Regions from separate parts of the Homo sapiens genome. Here region 1 is linked to region 2. Evidence: chromatin loops called from intact Hi-C (ENCODE). Cell type or tissue: PC-9. All regions are shown on one strand.

Region 1 (2,500 bases), 51 kb before region 2:
GAGGTTGCAGTGAGCCGAGATTGTGCCATTACACTCCAGCCTGGGCAACAGAGCGAGACTTTGTCTCAAAAAAAAAAAAAAAAAATGCTGGGCGTGAGCCATCACACCTGTAATCCCAGCACTTTCGGAGGCCAAGGCAGGCGGATCACGAGGTCGGGAGATGGAGACTATCATAGCTTACATGGTGAAACTCCGTCTCTACTAAAAATACAAAAAATTTGCTGGGCGTGGTGGCGGGCACCTGTAGTCCCAGCTACTCGGGAGGCTGAGGCAGGAGAATGGTGGGAACCTGGGAGGCAGAGCTTGCAGTGAGCCGAGATCGTGCCACTGCACTCCAGCCTGTGCAACCTCCACCTCCCGGGTTCAAGTGATTCTCCTGCCTCAGCCTCCCAAGTAGCTGAGATTACAGATGTGTGCCACCACGCCCAGCTAATTTTTGTATTTTAGTAGAGACAGGGTTTCATCATGTTGGCCAGGCTGGTCTCAAACTCCTAACCTCAAGTAGTCCACTCGCCTTGGCCTCCCAAAGTGCTGGGATTACAGGCGTGAGCCATCACACCCAGCTGGTTCTTTCTTAAAATGGCTGTTTAATCCTTCAGCTCCTGGATTGTTTTACTGGGTTCCTTGGATTCAACTTTCTCTTTGATCCCATCGATCTTCCTTGCCATCCAGATCTTGAATTTTATTTCCATCATTTCAGTCATCTCAATCTGGCTAAGAACCATTTCTGGGGGACTAGTGTGTTTGTTTGTAGGTAAGGGGGCACACTGGCTTTTTGAGTTGCCAGAGTTTTTGCATCGATTCTTTTTCATGTGTAAGGGTTAGTGTTCCTTTAACTGTGATGTAAGTTGAGTACAGTCAGTTGGCTTCTTTTTAGGGTGTTTTCAGAGGGTCACGAGTATGTACAGAATGTTTATTTGTTGCTTAATCTTTGCCTTAGTTTTCACAGGTGCTGTGTACTGGCAAAATATTTTTGTATTGTATTTTCTGCTGTGATCCAGTAGGTGGCACTTAAAAGTGTTAGCCAGCGGACAGGCAGATAGGCTTTTCTCAGCTGCACAGCTCTTTTGTGTTTTCCTCAAGTTAGCATAGTGCTTTTTAGGGGGTGGGGTAGAGATGACCCCCTCACCTTGTCCACCCCTAAGCCTTGGAAGAGCCCCCTCTGATCACTGACTCCATGCCTGTATTTCTTTTATTAGGTGTTCTCGTCCATGGGGCTTCCTCATGCAGGGGCCACAGTTGGCAAACAGGTCATATCCTTTCCGGAATGGCTGTACAGAGGGAGGCACAACCCACTCCTCCACTGACCTGTGAACTTGGGCATCTCACTTCTTTTAGTGATGCAAGAGTGAGGACTCCCCCACTGCTTGGGCACCACCCAAGCCAGCAAGAACTGCTTGGCTAGGAGTTGCAGGGATGAGTGGGGTCACCTAATCTGCTGTCCAGCTGCTTCCCAGGGGAACATGGAGTTGCCCCCACCTGCAGAGTTCATATAAAAGCAGGACTGTTGGGCTGGAAACTCTAGCAGGTGTGGGCTGCTGGCCTTGAGCAGTGGCAGTGGGTGGAGTCACTCACCATGCCATTAAGGTGTTTCCTAGGAGAACAAGAGACTGTGCTTGTCAGCAGAATTCAGACAGAAGTGGTACCACGGGGCTGGAAGCTCTAGCAGGTATGGCCTGCCTGGCTACAACTGGCAGGGATTGGGTGAAGTTGCCTATCCTGTTGTTTGGGTGTTTCCTGGAGGAACAGGAGGCTGAACCTGTTGGTGAAGTGAAAACAGAAGCAGGACCATTGGGCCAGAGGCTGGTGCTGAACTTTGTCTAGTGATTTGGGGTGGAGCAATCTTACTGCCCTCGGGTACCATGACTGCAGCCTCTGTTGGGGCTATGGCACTGGTGCTGGTCTGTTCCAGGGTCCAAGGCTTCCAGCAGTCCCTAGGGACTTGAGAGTTGCCTCCACAAAACTCTGGGTGGCTCTCTGCATTGGCTTAGAGGTGCAGGGAGTGGGTCAAAGAGATTCTCCTGTTCCAAGGCTTGCACAGGTCCCTGTGAAGACTGTGAATCCCCCAGGGGCTCTCAATCACTTACTCTTTCCCTATGTTTGGGAGCTTCTTCTAGCTCCATGCTGATCACAGATGGGCTGCTCAGCTTCACTCCTCTCTCCTCTCTGTGTCCCCTTGCTGCCTTCATGGATGCTGATGTGGTTTCTTAGGGGATCACATGGCAAGATCAGTGTTCACTAGCCATTTTGTTTCCTCTCCATGACAGCAGTGCACATGATCTGCTTCTAGTCTGCCATTTTGACTTAACCCTGTACCCCCAATTATAAAATTGATCCTGGCACTTAGTCTGCTCTTAGCAAATGTTTACTGAATAAATGAGTTAACCAGTGTCATAGCTTCATGTGGCAACTTCTATTACTGCATAACAAATTAACTTAAAATCATAAGGCTGAAAATAACAATAAATATTTATTATTCACCCAGCTCCTAAGGGTCAAA
Region 2 (2,500 bases):
TCAGACAAATTTTGCATCCCACTGAGTGTCATTTAAGACCACATCTCCATTCACCTGCCTCCCATTCCCAGAATCTGCGGTCACGGTCTTAGGTGGCTGTCGGGGTATTTTGGTGGAAATTTTTAGAAAGCCCTTGGAGGGGAATCAAACAGGTGACTGAAACTGCTGGTGTGCTTTTAAGAGAAGTTGGAAGAAGAGACATTCTCTGTGCACAGGGTAGTAAATGCACATGCCTGCAGGCTCAGGGCACAGCCTGCCCAGCCACATCTACTAGGGAGTGATGGGAAGTGTGGTAAAATGGAAAAGATCTTGCTGTGTGAAAGATATGGCGGGGAAGAGGGAACCAGGCACCACTCAGGTCTAGCTGATGGTTAATGAGTCTTTGGATTTTTCAGGAAAAATTGAATATCTAGATTTTGTGTAAAGTTTCTTTATCTCAAAGCTATCATGGGCCAAACAAAACATGTCTATTGGTAGCTAGTAGGAGACGATCATTCCCAACTCAACTGGTTTGTTAGTCAAGTAAAGGGTTGCATGATGGGCATACTTAGTTCCGTGCTCCAGAGCTCTCTGTAAAGGTGTATTCCTGTTGTTTCTCAAGTTTACATGAGGTTCTGTAACTCCCAAAAAGTTGGCAAGGTTTATTGGTATGCAGAGGCTTACGTTTAAATTAAAGATTCCTGTACTTACATGTCACTGTTAATTAGCCCAAATTTCACTCCCAGCCTTGGTGTGCGTATGGCATCAACCTTAGAAAGCCTTGGAGCCCACCTTGCCTGCCACTCTTCCTATTCATTTCTACATGAATGCATGTAGCCCCAGGGGGAAGGTAGCCTCAGTCCTGTTGGGGTCCTGTTATCTGTGGAACCCCTGGAGCCCCTTTGTCCCCCGTCCCCAGCCTCAGAGGTGGGACAGGGTTGGATCTGGATGTTAGCTGGCATTAGGTGAGAACAGTGGAATCAAGACCCAACCCACCACTCCCTCCTACAGCTCTGTCGGCTTCTCCCAAGTCTTAACAGCTGACCTGGGGCTGCTAAAATCCAGGTCAGAGGGATTACAAATTGCATGGCCTTCTGCCAGTCTGGGCGGTTGGCAGAATGTGGGTCGAGAGAGCTGTGTTGCTGAGTCATCTCTGCTCTGACTCGCTCATCAGTGAAATGAAGGCTGTCCTTCTCCATGTTCAGGGGCACTGGGGACAAGGCCTGTAGCTCCCATTTGTGGAGGTGCTTCCTGTTGGTTTTAGGATGCAGACCTGATCCCATGGCTTAGCCTCCCAGGCTCTGCATGGCCTGAGCTCTCGGCCTGCTGGCCTCTGCTCCATCGCCCCTCCCTTTGGGCTCTGTGCTTCAAAGCTGGAGCCTTAATTCAGGGGTGGTGGTGGTCGTGGTGGTATCACTTATTTCTTGGCGGGGGAGCACAATATATTTGTATATTTTTTAAATCAACTTTTAATTTTGGAATAAGTTTAGATTTATAGAAAATTTGCAAAGCACATTTGCAGAGCAAATACAGAGTTGCTGTATAACCCAGTTTCCACTAATTTAATAACTTACATTGCCATGCTGCATTTGCCTAAAAAGGAAACCAACATTGGTATATTGCTATTAATTAAAATTGCTTTATTTGGATCTCTCCAGTTTTTCCATTAATGTCCCTTTTTCTGTTGGGAGATTCAGTTCATCATGGCGTATTGATTTAGGCTCATTTCAGTTTTGCCAAAACTTCTTGCATCCTACCACCTCACGGTCCATAGAGCATATAATTCCGCCTTTCCCTTAAGTGTTCTCTTTGTACAACTATTCTCAACTTAGTGAGCTACCTGGGAATTATATCTTCATTCATGGGTCAGATCCTGTCTACATCTCCCTCGACTGTCTTGTAACTCAGGAGATGGCACCACCTGTGCCCTCCTCATGACTGAGTCCTTGTCTTCTAGCACAGGCCAGAGCTGTGGAGTGCTTAGTGAGTATCTGTGAGCTGATTGAACAGCTGGGCTTAGTAAATCCTTCCGTTTTTTCACTTTTTCTTTTCTTTATTTTATTTTTTTTAATTGAGACAGGGTCTCATTCTGTCACCCAGACTGGAGTGCAGTGGTGCAATCACGGCTCATCGCAACCTTGACCTCTCAGGCTCAGGTGGTCCTCCCACCTCAGCTTCCTGAATAGCTGGTATTACAGGCATGTGCCACCATGCTAATTTTTGTATTTTTTTTTGTAGAGTTGGGGTCTTGCTGTGTGGCCCGGGCTGGTCTCAAACTCCTGGGCTCAAGGGATCCGCCTACCTCAGCCTCCCAGAGTGCTGGTGTGAGTCACTGCACCCAGCCAAATCATTCCTTTTTAAACACAAGAGCTGCAGCTCTCCACAAATGACAGATCTGTGAGCTTCCATGGGGCTTGCCAGACAGGGAGCCTTAGGCACAGAGCACGAGCAGGCAGTGTTCAGCTCAGTGGATCCCTCTTGAGTCCCGGTGGATGTGTAACCAGTGTGGCCCGCAAGCTGT

What was found. Peaks named below come from ENCODE experiments on the same cell type or tissue, not always from the same donor. Only the 100,000 strongest peaks of a DNase experiment are listed, where the experiment ranks them.
Region 1: it touches region 2 in a loop (4-fold over the local background); 12 of 110 quality-filtered maps call a loop at or near these places.

Annotation. Positions count from the first base shown.
Region 1 is chr7:55,596,612-55,599,111 of GRCh38, reverse strand. It overlaps VOPP1-DT (VOPP1 divergent transcript), which reads right to left. Exons shown (of 17, transcript NR_187585.1): 17 at 2,452-2,500. Among named protein-coding and RNA genes, the nearest start is that of VOPP1-DT, 25 kb to the right of the region's middle. In PC-9, CTCF peaks have their summits at 794 and 1,001 (motif pointing right); a DNase peak (open chromatin) is centred at 971; H3K4me3 peaks cover 337 bases.
Region 2 is chr7:55,545,619-55,548,118 of GRCh38, reverse strand. All of the region lies in intron 1 of VOPP1 (VOPP1 WW domain binding protein), which reads left to right. Among named protein-coding and RNA genes, the nearest start is that of VOPP1, 26 kb to the left of the region's middle. RefSeq lists an enhancer at 2,030-2,189. In PC-9, no CTCF peak of the experiment used is centred here; DNase peaks (open chromatin) are centred at 646, 1,078 and 2,438; H3K4me3 peaks cover 570 bases; H3K27ac peaks cover 2,500 bases.